2 separate regions of the Mus musculus genome follow, and region 2 is linked to region 1. A link is a loop called in an ENCODE intact Hi-C map of the cell type or tissue named here. Cell type or tissue: left cerebral cortex. All regions are shown on one strand. Links, peaks and the distances in the headings refer to the core of each region. The heading gives the core; the rest is flanking DNA.

The links. Peaks named below come from ENCODE experiments on the same cell type or tissue, not always from the same donor. Only the 100,000 strongest peaks of a DNase experiment are listed, where the experiment ranks them.
Region 2: it touches region 1 in a loop (2.6-fold over the local background); 4 of 42 quality-filtered maps call a loop at or near these places.

The regions. Positions count from the first base shown.
Region 1 is chr11:65,050,932-65,061,712 of GRCm38, reverse strand. Arhgap44 (Rho GTPase activating protein 44) reads left to right here. Exons shown (of 20, transcript NM_001099288.1): 5 at 1,778-1,889; 6 at 4,340-4,416; 7 at 8,497-8,614. Among named protein-coding and RNA genes, the nearest start is that of Elac2, 77 kb to the right of the region's middle. In left cerebral cortex, for the core only: no CTCF peak of the experiment used is centred there; DNase peaks (open chromatin) are centred at 3,282, 4,757, 5,903 and 9,206; H3K27ac peaks cover 425 bases.
Region 2 is chr11:65,129,871-65,140,651 of GRCm38, reverse strand. The region is part of intron 1 of Arhgap44 (Rho GTPase activating protein 44); the gene reads left to right. Among named protein-coding and RNA genes, the nearest start is that of 1700086D15Rik, 25 kb to the left of the region's middle. In left cerebral cortex, for the core only: no CTCF peak of the experiment used is centred there; DNase peaks (open chromatin) are centred at 3,453, 5,042, 5,227 and 6,785; H3K27ac peaks cover 1,207 bases.

The DNA of each region.
Region 1 (10,781 bases), core at 1,630-9,629:
GAATCCAAACTTAATTCCCAGCATCTACATGGCAGTTTACAACTGTCTGTAATTCTAGTTCTGACGCCCTCTTCTGGTCTCCATAGGCACTGCACGTATATCATGAACAGAAGAAGAGAAACACCCATAGACAGAAAATAATAATTTAAATAATAAAATAATAAAAATTTTAAAGTTTGGATTTTTGAATGACAATAGGTAGCCTACAATATATAGTAAGATATAAATAATGTAAATAAACAGAGAATGAGGAAATGTGAATACAAATTATTAGTTTATATAGTTAGGGGGTCAACAACTAATGCTTAACATTGTACAAGTTAAGAAGTAGCAGAAGGAGTGTGAAGGAAAGTGCCAGAAAGCTAGGTTGAAAGCACCCGTGTAAAGGTGCAAGACTAAAACCACAAGCTGGAAGTTGACACTTACAGTAAGTGATAGGTAGAGAATTAGAGCCCATTTTTCATTTCCCTCCAGATGTATGAGTATATAAAGAATTGCAAATAAATTCAAATAACTAGATCCCAGTTCAGAAGTAGCCAAGGACGTGAGGGATATTCCATGGACCCTGGGTCTTGGAGAGCCTGAGAGAGATGGCATACAGATTCACCAAGTTGATAGGAATCAAGATGTCCATATTCAGAGTCATGAGGCACAGAGCAGTGGAAACCCTCAAACATAAGAAAAGAGGCTGGGCATGAATGTGTATGTATGCAGATGTGATATATGATATATGGTATATGCATACATATGAGCTATGCATACATACATATATACATACATACTACAGCAGTGTGTGTGTGGTCGCCAAAATCTTTTGATCATGGAAAAGCTTAACATGGAGGTAGGCATGTTCATAGAAAGGAACTCCACATAACAAAGTGATGAATTTCCCATAAGCAAATATGAACAAGTCCTAAAAATCAATGCGTGTGAAAAGCAAGTAGAGCCGAGGAAGCTCACTAGTAGTGTTCTTGCTGGGTGTGTGTAAGCCCTGGGTTCAGTCCCCGCACTGGGGAAAGAGCCATGTATGCAAGATAAACTGACTATAAAACCAATGCTGGAAACATTTTTGGCCAAATGGTAGCATCATATTATGTACAAACCATGTTAGAATAGAGAAGGCATTCTGTAAGCTGAGAATAAATTGTGTTCTTATTCTTTTGTTGATATTTAAAACATACCTGAGTTTCAATGAACATTGTACGGTGTAAAGAGGACAGCCATTTGGGAGAAACTAACATCTTTGAAATAGTCCCTTTTCTCAGAAAATGGACTTTCTCTTTGTTATGTTGCCTACTATTTGGTCAGTCTTGGGCAATCTGTAGGGTGACTTTCTGGCTTTTTCCATATACACACTAAATATTCACTGTGTTCTAAGTAAGTTTTTGTGGCTTAGGAGAACGGTCCTAGTGGAATTGAGTTTTAGGTATATGTTTGAAGGTGTGGTGTGTTCGAGGACCCATCTTACCTGCTCTCTCCGGCAATCCCAACCGAGAGAGGAAGCAATTGAATCCCAATGCTGGCGGATTGAGCTTGGGTGATCCTGTTTCCCCCTCCCTCCCCCCCATTTCTCATAGTTCCCATGCATCCCCATTGTCCCTGGCAGTCCCTCAGCAGTGTTTGGAGTAGGGGATAACTTCAGACATGGAGTCAGTGGGAGCAGCTTGGCCACCGGTAGCCATAGGAACCAGCCAGCTTATTGACACTGACTTGGAGCATGACTCTGCCTGATGTGGCGGTCCAGGATATTCAGGATGCCTTCCCCCCTTGCTTGCAGGAAGATGCTGAAGCTCTGCGGAGAGACGGAGGACAAGCTAGCTCAGGAGCTGATCCACTTTGAGCTGCAAGTGGAGAGGGATGTGATCGAGCCCCTGTTCCTGCTCGCTGAGGTGAGGCTGAGCCTGGGACAGTGACAGTCTTTTCATGTCCAGCCCTCCACTGTTTCCTTCCTTCTCGCCAGCCGCTGACCTTGTCTTCCGTCAGGATGCATCATGACCACACCATGATCAAGATTTCCAAGGACGGTGGAGCTTTCAGCTTCTTTCCCTCCCCCACTGTCTTCTCTGTTCACCTTCGAATGGATAAGCATACAAAGCCAGGCAGACTCACACCCATCACCCCGGCCCCTCCCAACGCCCCGTTCCCTGCCCATCTCCAGTCTTTAGCAACTAGTGTCATGAATGGCAGCTTCCTCCATAGGAGTCTGGGGAGCTGATGTAAGAGCATCTTAAGGTCTCTTTGCTTGGTGTCCTTTTCTTCCTGGATTATACAGGATATTAAATTAAACGATTTTATTAGAAAGCTATCTTAACGTCTTTGTGGCAGTTTCCCTAGTTCCCATCTCACGCAGCTTTATCCGCTGAGATAAACCGCGGAGGTTTATGGGCCTCTCAGTGTGGATCTCTCTGTTGCATTTCACTGGCCATACAAAACCTAACAGTTGCTCTGTGTGAGAGATGGAGCTGTCTGTCCCTGTGCTGTGAGCTAGCCCCTAGCCTTCTCCAGCCATGACACACATCGAATGTGGTTATTAGTGCAACCCGGGAGACTCAGACTTAATCCTAGTTGTCTTCTGCCCATTTAAATTTAAACTGACGTCATCTCACACGACTAGAAGTTTTAGAAGCTCTGTAATGTTGCCCAGTCCACATCTGGTTTCATCTCTAGATCACCTTCAGCATGTCCTTGTCTCTCCTGTATTCTTTCTGAGACAGAGGTATAAATAAATAATTGGGTATGAACCTAAAGGAGATGGAAGAATAAATTGACACGGTGCTTTGACGGCTCAGCATAGAACAGCTGTAAGCCCTTGGATCACACACTGTGGATGGAATCAATTAACCATTGACCTTATTCCCATCTGCCCCTGGCGGGAACACTCCTGAGAGGCACCTGCTCCTTATAAGGCTCTGGCCAAAGCCTGAAACAACCCCAAAAGTGTGTGTGTTGGGGTGAGGTGGGGGAGACACAAGACTCAGCAGGGAACTCAGGCCCCTGGCTGAGACTTGAACCACACTCTGCCTCCCAGCCCTGCCCCCCAGCTCTGTGCATGCTTGGGATGCTTCTTGCTGTTGAGCTGTCCTCTCCATGCATCCCTCAGTCCAGCTCAGCTGAGTGGGCAGAAAGCCTCTCCCTCACGGAGCACTGGGTTCTCTCACATCCCCCCACCCCCACGCTTCCCCCGAGTGTTAAAAAAAAAAAAGCCTGAGCCCCAAGATGATTTCCATGCAATTCATAGCCAATTTTCCTTTTTAATTTTCCCATCCTGCCCTACTTTTGCTGGGCCCGAAATCAAAACCCTGCACTGTAGTCTTCAAGGAAGTCATTTTTAGAAAGAGAAATATAAAAAGAGCATCCACATACAACCAATATGGAAGAAGCCCTTGCAGGAACTCCACGGAGGCCGAGTTATTCCCTGCTGACTGTGGGAAACCTTGCTTTATTTCTATAAATATGCTAACATGGCTCCTTTGTTTCCATAAATATAAACTGTATGTCCTAGTGGTAGCCCTCAGCAGATGCTTGGCATCGCGGGTCTGCTAAGGCCACAGTTTCTCTGAGCTCAACTGTTCACTTGAGTTAGGTCTGCTAGCACTCAAATGGTAGTGTGCCCTTCCTTACTCCTGCTTTTGGCCCTTATGGAAGTAGACACAGAAGCCATTGGCTCTGTTTCTGTTGTTGTTGTTTTGTTTTGTTTTGTTTCTTATTTGTTTGTTTCTGGTTTGGCTAAGAGCAGGAGTGTGGCTAAGAGCAGTGCTTCCCTGGGCAAGCAGAGATACGCAGAACCTAGAAATGTCCCCAGGTAATGAGGGGCCTGCTGGGTGTCCCGGGGAGAAAGAACAGGTACAGCTTAGGGATTTAAGGAATTGAATATTTCATCTCCTACTGGTCAAGAGAACAGTGTTCTATGTATGCAGGATAAGTACTAGTTCTAGAAATGCAGTGGGCAGCTTGGGGTGAGGACACTATACTGTGTCCTTTAGATGTGGGGGACAACTCTCAGGTGGATTTTCACACCACACACACACACACACACACACACACACACACACACACAGTGGCGAGGGAGGGAGGAAAGCAGTAGCTATACTAGATGATAAATCCAGGAGCTTGACATTAGATTGTAAACATGAAACATAATTGCTACTTGTGGATGACTGGATTCAAGACAGTGGCGAAGGGGAAAAGGTTTTACTCTGAAAACAAGGACCGGGAGACTTGCAGCAAACATTCAGGTGACTGCCAGTAATTCTTCCAGCATTCTCTGAGAGCCTAGCTCTTCCGATATTAACCTTGACCTTGGGTTTGACTGTGTGTCTCCTCTCTTCTGGAACTACAGGTGGAAATTCCAAATATTCAAAAGCAGAGGAAACATTTAGCCAAGCTGGTGCTTGACATGGACTCTTCCCGGACCAGGTAAGAGTCCTCCCTCTCCCTCCTCCCTCCTCCCTCCTCCCTCCTCCCTCCTCCCTCCTCCCTCCTCCCTCCTCCCTCCTCCCTCCTCCCTCTGAAGAGACCAGGTAGAGTCTCTTCCCTTCCTTTGCAGCCTCGCTGACGGGACCGTGATATTTGGGGGTGGGAGCAGGTTTGTGTGTGTGCATGGGGGTAGATCTCATCTGTTAAGTTTCTCTTACTACCTCCTGTGTACCAGGCACTGGAGGTAACAGCAGACACCAGAAACGTGGGTTCCCTGCCCATCTGGAGGCTACAGTTGAATCTGAAGGCAGACCTTGGGCAGGAGGACAATTTTAGGCAGCCATCTATTGAAGAAGAAGATCACACTGGCTATTTTTGGAAAGGAACAGTAGAGGAAGAGGCACCAGCATCAGATGGGGAAACAGAAGAGTGCTTTTTTGAATAGATGGTTGGTCAGAATCTATACAACCAGAAGGAGGCAACGGTGCAAAGATGTGGGGGAAACTGTCTAAGCAGAAGGGATGGTGCACAGGGCCTAGGGTGGTGTAATTTTGGGGTGCAGGAAGAAGGTGCCTGACCTAGGGAAGAGTGGGCATGAGAACCAAGAGGCAGAACAGAGATACATTATGTGTGCATCAAGGAGATGTGTGCATTTCTCATTCTGGACATGTGTCCACTACTAAAGTGGATGGTGTAAAGGGAGAGTCCCTATGATAGCCCTTCTGTGAAGCAACTCCAAGGCCATTCTGTACCTGCTACTCACACTACAAACTTCCTGTAGTTTCAGGAGATCAGTGCCAGAGGCCCTGATGTTGACTGTGGCTATTACAGGTGGACATGGTACATACTGCCTTTTATCCTTACAGTGTTCTCTGTGTGTGTGTGTGTGTGTGTGTGTGTGTGTGTATGTGTGTGTGTGTGTGTGTGTGTGTGCGCGCGTGTGCATGTGCACACACAAACCTAAGTTAAATGAGCAAAAGTTCACACACACTGGTCTAGAAGGAACTGTTTATTCCGTAAGTCCTTTGTAATTCAGTCTGAATCACTTTTTCTCATTTTACTTTTATGAAACAAGCAAAACCAGAAAGCTCTTGGGCAGAGGGATTTAGGATTAAGAGCCTGCCAGTAGGGTTCACAAATCAGGAAACAAGATCCAGGCATGCTCTTTTGTAGACCCATGGCCTTGGATGAATCACTTCTTAGAAAGTCGCTTGGCAGATTACTGTAGGTAGCTCAGGCCCCTCGTGCTCTCCGCTGGCTTTTCTTCATGAGTCTGGTTTAGTAACTGATGAGAGGACTGACCCAAACCCCCGTGATACTGACGCTCCAGTCAGTTCAGTGACGGTCTTTAGGGTGACATGGACATCCTCAGTAAAGGTTCTTGCTCTTGTCCCTTGAGGCTGAGTGGCTGCATGCAGTCTGGGCTTATCTGCCTTGTAGGACTTTGCTGACAGCCACATCAAGCAACCAGCCAACCACTGCTTCCTGCCATCTCCCTTCAAGCTGCACACTTAGTCAGCGAGGAACAGCTGTCAGGATACAGCCATGAAATTCACACTGACTTCCGGAGTGATAGTGAATAGCAGGAATCACAAATTACATTCCTGAGGTGGCTGGTTCTCAGCATCCCCCCACCTCCACACTCTTTCCCCATTCAGCCACATTTGGTGGGTCCTAACATGGGTGACGAGCTGCGTCTGGCCGTGAAGGCATTCTTCCCTCCTGGCTGCTGCCCGTGTACTATATACCCCAGTGCTTCTGCGCGGAGCCCCCTTAAAGTCATTTTTATCTATCCTCACTCAGCACATCTTGGTCAATACTTCCATGACTAGGTCTTTGAATTTTAGTACTACACTAGTGAATCTGTCAGATCCATCTTACTTATTCAACCTTTAATGAGGATTGAATCAAACACATGGCATTTGTCAGTGTTAAAGTAATTCTGTTCTGTTTGCTGCAAGTCAATGAAATAGATCTAAATATACTGACAGAAAACTGGTGTGAGCATTGAGATCTGAACTGCAGCCCTTAAGGTCCCCCCCCCCCCAGGCCCCCAACCCCCGCCTCACCTATACACACATTTTAAAGCATCTATTGGCTGGTTCTTAGGTAGCTTGGTCAGGTGGTGGCTCTCTCTTGATCCTATAATCAACATGGATGTGTATTTGTTATCTCATATAACTTACAGCTATGTTTTCCCATGTTTTGTATGACCCAAGTCCCTCAGTACTCTAATGCCTTTACTTACAATAGCTGACTCTGGATAGTTGCTGTCAGTCCACAAATGGGTCTTTTATGTAGAGCGCATCTCTATAGGAAGAGTCATCGGGGATTCCTGCTAGCTTCTCTTACTGTTTCAGCTTAGAGCAATCGCTTTTCAAATTTCTCTAAATGATTATCTTGGAATCAGTGTAGTGCTCAGGGCTTGGGTCCTCCTGGTAGAATGTAACCAGCCCAGCATCTGAGAGCCTTTGTACAATGGTTTTCCTTGTTGCATTCTGACAGGCTGAGATACCTTCATTTTGTCACTTTCTGCTATTAATGCCCCCTTGAATCCTATACCCCCACATTCTTATGTTTGTCCTACAGATAAGAACAACAACCCAGCAGAACTACCAGTTAGCTATCTGTTCATTAGATTTTTCACTTAATTCTGGGGCAGGGGAAGTTGTTGTCCTGGTATTTGGACCCCTCAATTGCCAGGCTGTACATGATCTGGGGGCTGGGGGAAGGCCCTTGTTTGGCCTGTACTTATATTGTATTTAAAAGAAAACCTCTCATCTTGGTCACATTTCCATCAGGGAACTTCCCAGGAAGATTTCTCAATTCTCTTGTCAGTCGAAACACCTGGCAGCCCGTGACCACATCCCTACGTGAGCTCCAGCAGTCCGTCTCAGACAAGGCATCTTCCCACCCATTTCCCCAACCCCTCATCTTCCTGCTTTCTCAGACTGAAGTCAGACTTAGCAGCCATCTGTCATTCTGACTGCCCCACTGTGCTCCTCACGGGCTAGAAATAGCTCTCCAGGTGAACATAAAAGATCCAGCAAGCAAGTTACAATAATGGACTGTCCTGTCCTTTCTCCTGCCTGCTGGTCCCTGTGAGTGGGTGAGATCTCTGCCTCCCCAGAAGAGGAACCCTGCAGAGAGCCCTTTCTTCTTGCGAGACCATTCTGTCCTTTCTGTCTTTCCCTGATGTCAACTCCAGCAACGAGACACAAGGGTTAACATTTATTTTCCCTTCTATGTTTCCTGAGTGTCTTCCTCATGCGGCCAGGGCTCTCCCTGCCCCGATGTGTCTTTACAGAATTAATATGTGGCTGCAAAATGTGGGCCTGATGCTATTGCAGTTTTCCCAGTGTGGAGTTTTTTTTTAACCTTCGAATTGGCTTTTAGGTCTGTCAGTGTTTCCTTTAATCCCATCAGTCTTTCTTCCTTTTAGCCTCACACCCATTATTGGCTTCAGCCAGTTAGGTGCATTCAAACCGAGGAGCCTGTGAGGAACTTAAATGAATGGTAGTGACCAAACTGAAAAAGGCAGTGCTAGTCAAAATATGGGCTGCGTTGCAGTTCACTGTGGTGGGCCTGATTAAGTTTCAAATATCTTGTAACGAAGTCTGAGTGAGATGCTGGGTATGTTAGTTAGTTTGGTTTAACCATCCTGCATCCTGTTCTTATATCAGCAGCTCATGCATTGCTCCATAAATGTCAACAATTGTCATTTGTCAGCGAAAAGAGGACAGCTCTGGTGACTGTCATTTGGCTTTAGTGTGTGGAAGGTCATAGAGGACACAGTGGCAAACTGTGGGATGTTGGTCCTGTGGGTAGGGTCGCCTCATCCTCAGCTTCACTCATTTCCGCTGTGGAAAGGTGAGCCTCTCACCGAGTGTGGCACTGGTGTTTCCTGGCCAATCCTGGCTAACAACTGGCCAGGTATTTCTTCAGCATTCGGCCATATCACCTGGGCTCCACCTGGGCTCCACCTGGGCTCCACCTGGGCTCCACCTGGGCTCCACCTGGGCTCCACCTGAGCTCCACCTGTCTCATGTGTATCCTTTTTTCTCTCTTGTTTTCTGTCAGGTGGCAGCAGACTTCCAAGTCTTCAGGGCTTTCCAGCAGCCTTCAGCCTGCGGGTGCCAAAGCCGATGCCCTCAGGGAGGAGATGGAGGAGGCTGCCAACAGAGTGGAGATTTGCCGGGTACCTGTCCCCCTTGCTCTTCTTTCCCGGGATAGGCTGAGGAGTCCTTAGGGATTGACTGTGTTGGTCAGTGGAGTTTCCTTAAAACTCGGCTGGTGATGTTCCAGTCAGTTGAAGTGTCTCCATTGCCTCCTCCTATCTCCAGAGAGTACAGGATGAGCTCAGACTCGGAGCTGTGAGGGTGACCAGAATTTGGAGGCCCAGACTGTCATTGGAGATCTGACACTGTGAGCAATGAGGGCATGTCCTTCATTTTTGTGGGGAGCTTTAGGGCAACTGAGTTCCAGAGAGTACAGTGGTAGGTGTCAAGGTCAAGTGAGAATTTAGACTGAGCCTCAAGTCCTGTGATATGAAAATGTTTCTTCTCTTGTTTGCTTTTTAATACTACCCGAGTCACTGTATCCACCATATAGCTATTGGGAGACAGCTCAAATGTTAGCTATAGAGATCAACAAAGAAAACAAATTTTCTTTTTAAGAGAGAAGGGCTTATTCTAAGAACTGGGATCCTGTACTTATATGGGATTATGTCATTCATTGCACACATTACTGTTCCAATCTACTATACCCGCCCATACGTACACACTGTGTAGGACACAATGAGTCATAGACCATTCATAGCGCCGCTGTATATATTTACGTCTCTTCACATGTCTTTGTGTTAGGTTGGGTCCCTAAGAAAGTTAAACTGGTGAAAACTATGCTTAGACCCAAATATTAGACAACTCACTTCTACAAATACATTACATTCGTATTATGTGTTGGCTCTGTACATGCGTGCATGCGCATACGCGTGCGCATGTGTATCGAATGCAGGGCTATGTCATGCTAGGCAAGCAGTCTGCCACAAAGCTGTATCCTCAGCCTTCCCAGGCAGTTTTAAAGAAAGGGACGCTTTGCTTGCAGATGGCTGTGGCTTTCTTGCCTGGTTCATTGACTCTTGCAGCCACACCGTGTAGGTAGCATTGACCTCACGTTCACATGACATTCAGTAGTTCTCTGGGATTTGAAGCTTTGAAGAATCATTTTTAAAAAAATCCTCGGTCTCCCAGGCTGCCATCCTGTAAAAACCAAGCCGAGAACTACAAATGCCTCAGATCCCAGATTCACTGTGGTTGAGGCAGACAGCCCACTTGTGCTTCTGGGTCAGTGGCAGATCCAAGCTGCTGCGCTGTTTCTGAAGTGTAAGTCTCTCTCCTGCGGATTTGGACATGATGTATATACTTTTTCTGTTGTATAGCCTGCTACTCAGTTTAATAGCCTTTTTATTTTAGGGCAGGAGGGTTATTTAACAAACTTTATTACTTTTACCAAATGCTATAAAGATAGGTTAATAAGAAATTAGAAAATCTTTCTCACAAGTCAGGTCATACACATAATTAATCTAATTTTAATGTATATTATATATTATTTTAAAATTCATAATATGAGTTATTTTATGATATTTTCTGATATTGTAGTTATAACAATTTCTCCCTTCCCTCTCTCCCTCCAATCCTTCTCATGTACTCTTCCTTGTGCGCTTCAAATTCATGGCCACTTTTTACATTGTTGTTGCATGCAAATATGTATCTGTATATACATGTATAGCCTCTAATACGTAAATATACCTTGCTTATTCTGTACAGTGTTACTTGTATGCATGTTTTCAGGACTGACCGTTTGGTACTGGAGAACTTCCCTGGGGAAGACTAGTTCTCCAGGTCTCGGCATCCCCTAGTGGCCTGCAGTTCTTTGTGTAGGGTTGAGGCCTTGCAGGTGCTCTTCACCCACTTTGGCATGTCTGTTGATGCTATCCTTGTTCAGCTCACATTTGGGTGGTCATGTCCATGAGACTTCATGGGTGCAGCTTCTGATGTTACCAGGAGACCCAATCTCACAGCAAATTCCCTGATCCTGATGGATAAAAGGAGAGGTAGTAGACAGGGAGATAGCTCAGCTGGTAGAGCACCTGCTGTACACAAGGACCATAATGTTGATCTTCCACATGGAAGGTTAGGTCTAGCACTGTATGCTTACAGCGCTGTGTTTGGAGTGGAGCACGGGGAGACAGATCGCTGAAGCTGGCCAGCCAGCCAGCCTAACCAGACCATGTGTGTTTACATGTCACGTGCTGTGTGTATGATGTGTATGTATACATATAGATATGGAGGGCTGCAGTTGTGGTC
Region 2 (10,781 bases), core at 1,122-9,121, 79 kb before region 1:
TTCCCATGACTTGGTGAGGCCTGCATTGACTCTGCTGATAAGGCAAGACAAAGACATTACCAGAAAAGTGTAGGAGGTAGCAGTAAGGGTGTGGATGCAGCCATTCTGAAAAACAACCAGTCAAGTAGGGCAGTATATCAAAGAATAATACCATAACCAAGGGACGTTTACCCCAGGAATGTGGGCTTGGTCTGACGTTCACAAGAGAATCAATGTAATTTTCCACGATAAATTAACTAAGGAGGAAATACCATATGCTCGTATCAACTTGTGTAAGAAACACATCTCACAGAGTTCAGAATCCATTCATGATAAGAATACTGAACTGGACATACCAAGGACTTTGATGAATGGTCTTCTCAAGTTTCCAGAGCTGACATTGTTGAGGGTGCTACCACCTCCATTTCCTGTAAGACTGCAAAGGGCGGGAATGAGCACCTCTGTTGATCTTGTGTTGGAGGTCATAGGAAGTCATAAAAGGGAGACAGATGTGCAGCCTGAGAGGCATAGCCGCTGGACTCATTTTAAAATCCTTTAAGCTTTCTTTTGCAAGTATTCAACATATCATCATAGGATTTTTCAGATGTCAACCAAAAATGAAAAATAATATTCCTTATGGTAGGTAGGGACTTTACTTCCATGTTTATGTGAATTGAGATTCAGGATCCATTTCAAGGTTATAAGCTATATATAGATTCAGGTTTATTTAAAGGGAAATGGATTTGGTAAATTCTTGTCAAGCCAGCTCTTGGCATTATTATATAAATTAGTAAGATGAATTTGATCCTTGAGGAACACGTATACAATTCAAGAGCCATCCTGCAGAAGCGAGAGGATAGCAAGAGGAGATTTGATTTACAGTTAAGTGTCTTCTGATTTACAATAAGCGTCTTCTCCCAACACTATGGTGTCTTTGCCTAGGCACAGTGTGGTATGGGGGTTCAGTGATGGCAGGGCTTTCCACGTACTTGTGGCTGGTGAAGCAGTTAGACTTAAAGGCAGAGCTTGGCAAAGACAGAGTGGTGAGATCTTTATATCATCCTTCTGTGATAGAGCCGAGGCTGTGTGCATCTGGGAAGAGGAATCGTTTCTTCCTCTGCTGCTTCTCTGTCAGCGTCTCTGGAGTCCCGAGACCCTTGGGAAGGGAGTCATGTTTCTTGGCTGCAGGGAAGAAGTCATGGGGCTAGCTGTGACTCATCGGTCTAACCCCACTATTTCCAAGCATGCCCACTAGATATTAGTTTATATTTGGATATTTGGCCCTTGTGATGGTCTCACCAATTCGGAGGACTTATGATCTATATGAACAAGCATTTGAGTTAGAAGAGAGGAAGCACTGAGCAACTGAAGGTACTGGCTAAATCCGACTTAAGTCAACAAGAGAATTGTGCAACTAGACAAGGAGGAAGACACAATCATGGCAGCGTGCTGATGAGTAAGGACTTTGATGGCTTCATCCAGATGCTGGCATTCACTGGAATTTCAGTGAGAAAGGTCAGCATTCATGTGTAATGGGCCTTGTAAGAGTAGATTATTTTACATGTTTGTTTTCTGTTCTGAAACTCATATTGTTCATAGAAAATGGTCAGTGTATGTTGGGCTCATTGGTGTGCAGGGACACATATTCACCCACATCAGCCTTCCCACCCCCAAGGAAAATAAAATCCATTGCATTGTATAATAGGCACTGTTAGAAGACCATTCTCCATGTTGTATGGAGATGAGGCCAGTAGCTTTCCTCAGCCACAGCCTCAGCCACACAGGGCCATCACAGTGGTTATATGACAGCTTTGATCCCCAGACCCTAACTAAAAAGACAGAAGAGAGAGAAGCAGCTAAGCGTTTATCGTTCTTTTCCTTATTCTCTGAGTACAAACCATTGCCTTTTGGCTCTCTTTTCTTTTCCTCCTTCCCTCCCTCCTTCCCTCATTTCTTCCCTCCTACCCCCCCTTCCTCCTTCCCTTTCTTTTTGACATCTGTCATGATCATTTAGACAATGCCAGGAGATTCCTAGACCTTATTAGCAATAAAGTCCTGTGGTTCTGGTGTTTGGATTGCACTAGGATTTCACTGAGCTGAAAACTTGAGTTGATTTGTATTTTTTTGGACACTGGTGTTGGGTATCTGCACTTGGGTTTGGTCAAAGGTGACTACAATAACGGAGGAAATTGTGATGCCCTGCGTTGGCTTTTGTTGTTGTTGTTGACCTGATAAGCTAGGGTCATTTGAGAAGAGGAATCTAAATTGAGAAAATGCCTCCAGTAGATTGCCTATAAGCAAGTCTTTAATGATTGAATTGGGAGGGCCCACAGGGGGTGAGGGTAGGGTGAAAGAGGGCTGTGGTGCTATTCCTAGGCAGGTAGTCCTGGGTTATATAAGAATGAAGGTTGAGCAGGCCATGAAGAGGATGAATGTAAGTAGAGAATGGTAGAAGCAGGCTCTCTGTTTCAGGGTCTGCCATGAGTTCCTGCCCTGGTCCCTTCATGGTGGACTCTAATGTGTAATCTAAAATAAATCCTGTTCTTTCCAAGTTGTTTTTGGTCATGGTGTTTGTCTTAGCAATGCAAACCCTAAGACACATGGGTACAAGGCCAGGTAGTGAATCTTTTAGGCTTTGAGGGATAATACTTGACTTTGCTGTTATAGCATAAAAAGCAAATCACAGACACTGAATAAATGGCAGCATTAACGTGACGCAGTGCTGCTAATTAAATATTCCTATTTGTATTTCATTCTAATCTGTACATATTACAAAGTATTCAATGCATACAAAATAGAAAAAGTTCTTTCAATACAAAAATTACTTTTTGCGTATAGAACATACACAGCCAGATGAATGGCTGGATTTGGCCACAGTCCACTAGTCAGGTTGCAGTACGATAGCACTGATTGCCCGTGGGATAGAAAAATGTGGTTCTAGCCCTGCTGGGTTAAAACTACTGTTAGGAAGCTCAGTACGAAGAAGTCTATGAAGGTCCATCAATGGGGAGGGTTGTACTATTTAATAAACCATTGCTCTTAATTCCTCAGGGAGAGAAACCCATGTAGAATATAAGCCATTTGCAAAACTCAGGATGGAGCCATTTAATAAGACTTAGGCTGGGGTAGTGAAGGCTGAAGTTAGCCAGTCGGTGGGCACAGCAGAGCCTGTGAGAGGACCCATTGCACAATGCAGTGATGGTAACCCTGGGCTGGTTTATCTACTGTCCTCCATTTCTCTGGGCAAATATCTGACTCCACATACCAAAGGTAATGTTTACTCTTGCTTCACAGATTTTTAAAAGCCTACTTTGTATTCATAGCATACTTTCTCTGGTCATTCATCTGGTGTCACGAGTAGTGCTAGGGTAGGCACAGAGGTGCCTGTATCTCTGTGTTCTGCTGACTTAGATTCCTTTGAGAATACCCAGAAGCTGTAGGGCTGGACCATATGGCAATTCTATTTCTAGTTGTTTTAACCTTTATGCTGATTTTCACAGTGGCTGCCTACTTTGCATTCCCCTCAGCAGTGTGTAAGGTATCCTCGCCCCCCCCCCCTCGTGACTTCTTTATCATCCAACTCAAATGGGCCCTGATTGCTGCCTCTGTATGTGCCTTCTGACAAAAGAATGCATTTTCAGTCTCCTGAACAGGAGTAAATTTTTTCTTTTCTACTTTCTAAAGACTTCTCTGTCATCTTTCTTTCATAGAGACCTTGTACTGCCCAAGAAAACTGAAGCTTTGACATAGATATGATGCTTACTTTGAGACATCAACTTGACTGGACGAGGGCATACTCAGGTAGCTTGTAAGCATCGTGTTTTGGCATCTATGAGGATGTTCCTGGAAGGGATTAGCGTTTGAGTTATTGTCTGAGGACCTGGATGGGGAAGGCACAGGGGATGTAAATTCTCTCTTCTTGAATGGGGCCACTTTTTCCCTCCTGCCTTCAGACCCCAGACCCCAGATTTTTCTTCCATTTGGACCCCACGAATTTTATTAGCAGCTTGATGCTCTAGAGTCCTCAGAACTTCAACCTCTAACTAAAAGTCACACACTAAGTTCTTTGGTTGTAAGAATTGGAGACTTGTGCTTGCCTGGTGCCATTGGTTCTCCAGTTTGCAGATGGCTGTTGGGGAAACTTAGCCTCTGTCCTAGTTTTTTTTTTTTTTTTTCCTGTTGATGTGATAAAATAATCTGACAAAAACAACTTAAAAGTAAGGAAGATTTATTTTAGCATACATTACAACGTTAGATCCATGATAGTAGGGCAGTGAAGACAGAAGTAACGTTACGTCTGCAGTTAGAGGAAGAGAGCAGCAGGTGCATACAGGCTAGTATTTAGTCCAATTTCTCCACCCTTATACAGTCCAGAATCTCCCATGGTGGGTGGGTCTTCCCACTTGAATTCATACAATCAAGATAAACTCCCCTAGGCAGGCCTAGAGGCTTATCTCCAAGGTGATTTTAGATTTTTGAAACGTTGACACCTAACACTATCACAGCCCCCTAAGTTCTGTGCTATGATATAACAAGTCTCCTCCCACCACCCTTCCCTCACTAATGATCAGTCCTTCAGCAAAACCCTAACACCGATGAGTTTGCCTCGCCTTTCAGGTGTGCAGCCTCCCCACCACTGTTCTGACGAGAGGAGGCTTCTTCATCCTCTCTTCTGTCCTCCCCCAAATGCTCTTCTTGAACCTCATACAAGTATCCCCGTCTCTTACCTCCACATCCAACTCATCTTTCAAATAACTTGACCCACCAACCTTTGAAGCTGTTTGCTCTTCCCTAGGATACCAATATAAGCTCTCAATCCTCTGCTGCCCACATTTCATCTCCTCCCATTTATCGCCACACTTTGGAAGGCTTATCTGGGTTCACTGTTTCCATTTCTTTGCTTCAAAGCCTCTGTCTACCCTGCCCTGTCTGGCTCCTAGCCCTATGGCTGTATCTGTACCACTTTTCCCAAGCTCAGTAACATAGAAAAGGTAACAGATGGCAGACTGCTGAGTGCTGCACCTACCTTCGCATCCTTCCTGGTTCACCATCCCACAGCACAGGGCGTCGTGGATTGGGTGATACTACAGTCTTCTCGGGGGTTTCCAGTCTGCCCCATAGCCGTGCTGCTCACAGGCAAGGATGGACCTCCTGGGTTATTCTGTAATTCAGAATCTCTCCCCGTGCACTTCGTGACCTTGATGCCAGTGATGGTTCTTTGCAGGTTGATGACTCACACACTTGCTGCCTCTCAGCCCCTTCAGAGCTGCAGATGGGCTGTGCAAACCAGAGAGAAGAGTGTGAATTTCGAGCCAAGGAGCAGATCTGGTTTTGCTGGCATTTTCTGCTGTGTGCTGAACCAACATCTGAAAGGGAGGAGAGGATGCAGGGAGCCTGTGAGGATGCTTCCAGGCTTTCAGAAGCCACTGGAGCTTAGCCAGTGCCTGTCTCAGGTACATGTTCAAAGCATCTCATACCCCATCCAGGACCTGGATCACTGTCTTCTGCCCAGATGTCTTCATCCTGGTGTTTGCCATCACCAGACATCTGAATGGAGGATTCATAGCCACTTGATGCCAGTTTTCTCCCCGATACAGTTGACCATAATGCACACTGGCTCTGTTCCTTTTTGATTCTCGCACAATAGCCAGCCCAGGTTGTCATCAAAATGTAAACCTGAGGTCATGTCCAATGAATTCCAGTTTTTTCTATTGCTGATTCCTCTTCTTCCTCCTCTTCCTCCCCCTCCTCTTCCTTCTCCTCCTCTTCTTCCTCCTCCTTTTCTCCCTCTTCCTCCTCCTCTTCTTCCTTCTTCCCCTCTTCCTCCTCCCCCTCTTCTCAATGTAGCCCAGGGTGGCCTCACACTAGCTATGTAACTTAGAGCTTTTGCCCCCGTCTACTACCTTCCTAGTGCTAAGGTTATGGACACTCAGCACTGTAACCATTTTCTGCAGTGCTGCAGATGGAACCCAGAGTTTCCTGTATGATAGCCACGTACTCTACCAAGTGATCTACATCGCCAGCCCTGAAATATTTTAATAAAGAGTCCCCTGTTGTATGTGAGGGTGCATTCTAAGACACCAGTGCCTGCCTTATGCCACTAATTGTGCTGAACCCCACATATGTTTTTAAGTATACTCATATACCTATGATAAAGCTTAATTTAACAAATTAACCACAGATTAGCAACAATAGCTAGTTGTTATTGTTAAATTAAAAAATTATAGTGATTTAAGGCATTAAACTTCTGTGAATGTGATCACAAATTATCTCACTGTATTTTCACCATTTGCTAACAACAGCACTTTATAACCTACTCTATGTGCACCTAAGTCAGCAGCCTTTCTGCTCTTGTAACTTTGAACTCCTCTTAAGCAAAAGAAGGGTTTCTTGGGCTGCAGAGATTCCAAATATATACTCACCTACAGAACAAATTATTTGTATTTGTGTACATGTGTGTGGAGACTCTAATTTTTGATATCTTAATCTTTTTATGCACTTATGGTCTAGGGAATCCAGACTCAGTCTGTCCCTTACCCTCTTGGCTTGACTGATTTGCTCTTCTCTGGTCTTCCTCTCTAATGTTTTTTCTTTGTTGGCATTTTCTTGGGTGTAGCATTAGAGCCAGTGTTACTCTCAGTGCGACTGAAACCATGGCTTTCCATAAGGAGATAATTGAATTTTCATTCCCCAGTGCTCTTAAGTTTCCCTGGCCATTTTGGCTACAGCATCTTACTGTGTTAATTTTCTACTTCTGAAATCAAACTTTTCATCCTGGCCCTGTCTCCAGAGTGTTCTATTTCTGTCATTGGTGCCAGACACCGAAGCAAGAATGCTGGGAGCCTGCCTTGGCTTTTCCACCTCCGCTTTTCCCTTTCTTTCCCTTGTGATTTCGAGGTGCTCCTGGGCCCTCCTTGCAGTCCTTCAGATGATCCCTCTCATTCCATCATTCCTTCCAACACACACTACAGGGCTCACACCACCATAATGGACTAATGGTCAGTACCCCTGACTTGTTCCATTTCAGTTGTGGCCAAGAGTCCTGGGTGGTTCCTCGCGCAACGTCTCCAGCCCTTTCTTCGCTTTGGCTTCCACACATTGGACCTCAGGGCCTTTGTGAATGAATACCAGGTTCACATCCAGAGTGACTTTCCTTCTCACATAGCTTCAGTACAGAGGGCTAAATTTCCTATATAAGGAGCACAATTACTTTGTGTCTTTTTTAACACAACTGTTTTCTTATTTAATTTCCTCTTCCCTTTTGCCAATAGAGAGTAGGACTCTGTTTGCTTGTGGGTGTCTTTTGCCTGTGGGTGTCTTTTACATATTCCACTGTTTTCCACATCTATCTGTCTATCCATAATGAATTGTTAGCATGTAGTCCAGGCCTTCTGGTCACCGTTTCTCTGTTAATTCAGTGCCATCTGTGTTTATCACACTTACAGGTTCTTATGGTTCTCTTGCTCTCGTAGATGCTATATTGTTATGCTATCTTTATAGTTTTGTGTTGCTGATATCATGGAATTTTAAAATATATATATTATCAGTAACCTTGGTGAAATTTCTTATCAGTTCTCATAGTTATATCTTTGGTAAATTTTAAAATTAACATATGGATCCATATGGCATTGTTGATATTTGGCCATTTTTTTTCTCCTATAAAACTTTTAATTTGAGATAGTTCTACCTTATAGATATTTGCAAATGCATGGATACTTTTTCCTCTTTGTTTAAACCATGTACTTTTCCACACTCGGGATTTGGTAGGCTGTCCAGATCGTGTTAAAGCCCTGGCATTAAGTACCCTGTGATTTTAGTGTTCGCTGTACTATTTATGGTAGGGTTTGGGTTCTTGCAGGAATAATTTGTAAAGCTTAAGAAAATCACCTAAATTCACAATGAAGTATTTTCTCTTTTTTTCATATTTAGACTCGATATTGAATTGTATCAAATGCTTCTCTGTGTCATGTGGATTCCCTCTCTAATTTTAAGTGAAATAGTTGAAATGAGTAGGTTGTCCTCACGTTGAATTATCCACTCATCGAGAGTACAAACACAGTTGACCTGTATTTAAAGATTTACAGTTGGATTTGCTTACTTTGAGCTTCCACTTAATTTTTTAATTTACATCCGGTATGCAACTTCATCTCTTCCTATTCATAGTGACGTTGGCCTACAGCTTCAGATTCTTACCATCATTTTGCAGCTTAGGAATCAACTTTGATTAAATAAATTAGGGCAGCTTTCATTTCTACTTTTATGGAGGGGAGGAGACAAGTTGTCTATTGTCATTATTATCTATTGTGTGGCAGTGTAGGACTTGGCAGGAAGGCACCTGCTGGGTCCTGTAGGCCAGATTCCCTGCCTGTCCCTTCAGCTCTCCTGTCTGGCTGTTCTCTTACCTCACCTGTATTCCTGTTCCAGCATGCTTCCTTTTGCCCTTCATCTGTTCCTCTGCATTTCTGTCCGCCCCCCCACCCCCCCAACAAGGTTTCTCTGCATAGCCCTGGCTGTCCTGGAACTCACTTTGTAGACCAGGCTGGCCTCTCTCAGAAATCCACCTGCCTCTGCCTCCTGAGTGCTGGGATTAAAGGCTTGCATCACCACGCCCGGCTCCATCTGCATTTCTCCACTTTCCTGAGCTTGCTCCTCACAGCACACAGCGCACCTAGAACAGCCTGCTCCAGGTTCCTGCTCTTATTCTGGTTTCTGGTTTCCTGGGCCATCTTCTGTCAGCTTTCCCTCTTAGACCCTTGGCACAAGTTACATTGTATGACTAGGATTCCTCCCAGTTGTGAGTGCAGGCCCCTTCCTGACCTGAGATTGAGGACACACCTGTAGAGCCTAGCTCTGCTGACACATGAGCTGACCCCCGTTCAGTCCACTGGGCTTTTCCTCGTTCTATAATGAACCACTCGTATCTCCACCTCATGGCATCTGCACTGTTTCTTTCTTTGCCCCAGAATCTTCTTCCGCATCATGCCTACTATTTCTTATTTCTTATTTTTCTTCCCTTCACTGCTAACCCTGTGGTCTCCTGCTTTCTCCATGTAGCTCCCTTTGACTGGCAGGTGTGTCCTTGTCTCACTGTGCTCAGGACCCAGCCCCAGGCTCTGCTTAGTCCAACACCACGTGTTACCCCATAACTGTGCACAAACATGAAGTTTATTTACTCTTTCACTTCACTGTAGTGTGACATTTTCAGAGGCAGAGATTTTGGCTTGCTCTGCTCACTGATGGTTTTGGGTGCCAAATTTGAGTACATTGTCAGTACTCAATAAATATTAGTATAAATCAATAAAATCAAACAAGTTCTTCCACCAAGAACTTGTCTCGTTACAAAGCCAGCATATAAAAACCAGCTACTTTCCCACGTAACGGTAATGAACTTGCCAATTAGGAGACCAAGAAAAACAACAACAACCTCCGCCACCACACCAGAACCCTCCCATGAACTGTAACTTTAAGAAACAAAACAAACAAAAACTAGTCATGAGTGTAATGAAGGAGATGAAGGACCTCTGCAATGAAGACTTTCAGATACTGAGGAAAGAAATGGAAGAGGGCACTGAGGGCAGAGAGACCTCCCATGCTCATTGGCCGGCAGAATTAATGTGAAAATGGCTGTTGCCAACGTGATGTACAGATCTCATGAAATGTTATCAAATATGGCGTCCTCACATAAACAGAATACATGAATTTATACGGAAGCATCAGAGACCCAAGTGGACAGTGCAATCCTGCTCATAGAGAGTGCGGTCTTAGCACTATTACAATACCCATTTAAAACGGTACTGCAGAGCCATAGTACCTGAAACAGCGTGGCACGGGCTCAGCAGTAACAGAACAGAGGAGGATCAGGAAGTACCGAATGGTACAGCCACCCTAGTGTTTTGACAAAGGTGTCAACTGTTCACTGGAGAAAATAGTACTGAGAGATCAGATCTCGATATCCACATGTCAAACATTGATTCTAGTGACTTTGATACAGGACCTGCAAAGAGACAACAGTAAAAAGCAAAGCTACAGGCACAGCCAGGATTTTCTAAACAGGAGTCCAGTAGCTTGGGAAGTAGTAGGAGGGATTTGCATGAAGTTTGAAAGCTACACTACAAAGGAAATATTGAACAGATTGAAGAGATAACTTTAAAATGTCAGACACCCAAAGACTGACTAATCCATCAAGTCAATGGACAAACGAACTGAATAGACACTTTTCAAAAAAATGTGCAAAAACTGATCAATATATGAAAAGTACAATCAAGATTCTCGGCTGTAAAGAAAATGTCAATCAAAACGTGAAGATTCTGTCTCCTCATAAGAATGGGAGTCTTTAAGAAAACAGAGGACAGTAAATGCTTGCACGGAGGTGGGAGAAAGCAACGCTTGCTGCTGGTGTGGATGTATACTGATGGCTGCTGCTGTGAAAATCAGTATGGAGATTTCCGAAAAGAACCAAAAGAACTACCATATAATTCAGGCATTGCTCATGGGTTTATAGCTGAAGGATTCTAAGTCAGCATAGTCAGTAAGTAAGTAAGAGATACTTGATCATGCGTGTTTATTGAGTTACAGACAGATGGACAGATAAAGAAGATGTAGCGTGTGTATACAATGCGGTTTTATTCAGCTATGAAGGAGAATAAAATTAGGTCATTTGCAGGAAAATGATTGTAGCGAGATTATCCTGTGAAATAAGCCAGTTTCAGAAAGACAAATATCGCATTTTCTCTCACGTGCAGAATCTAGACTTAAATACACGTGCATAGTGCATATATGCATATATTATGTAAATATACAAA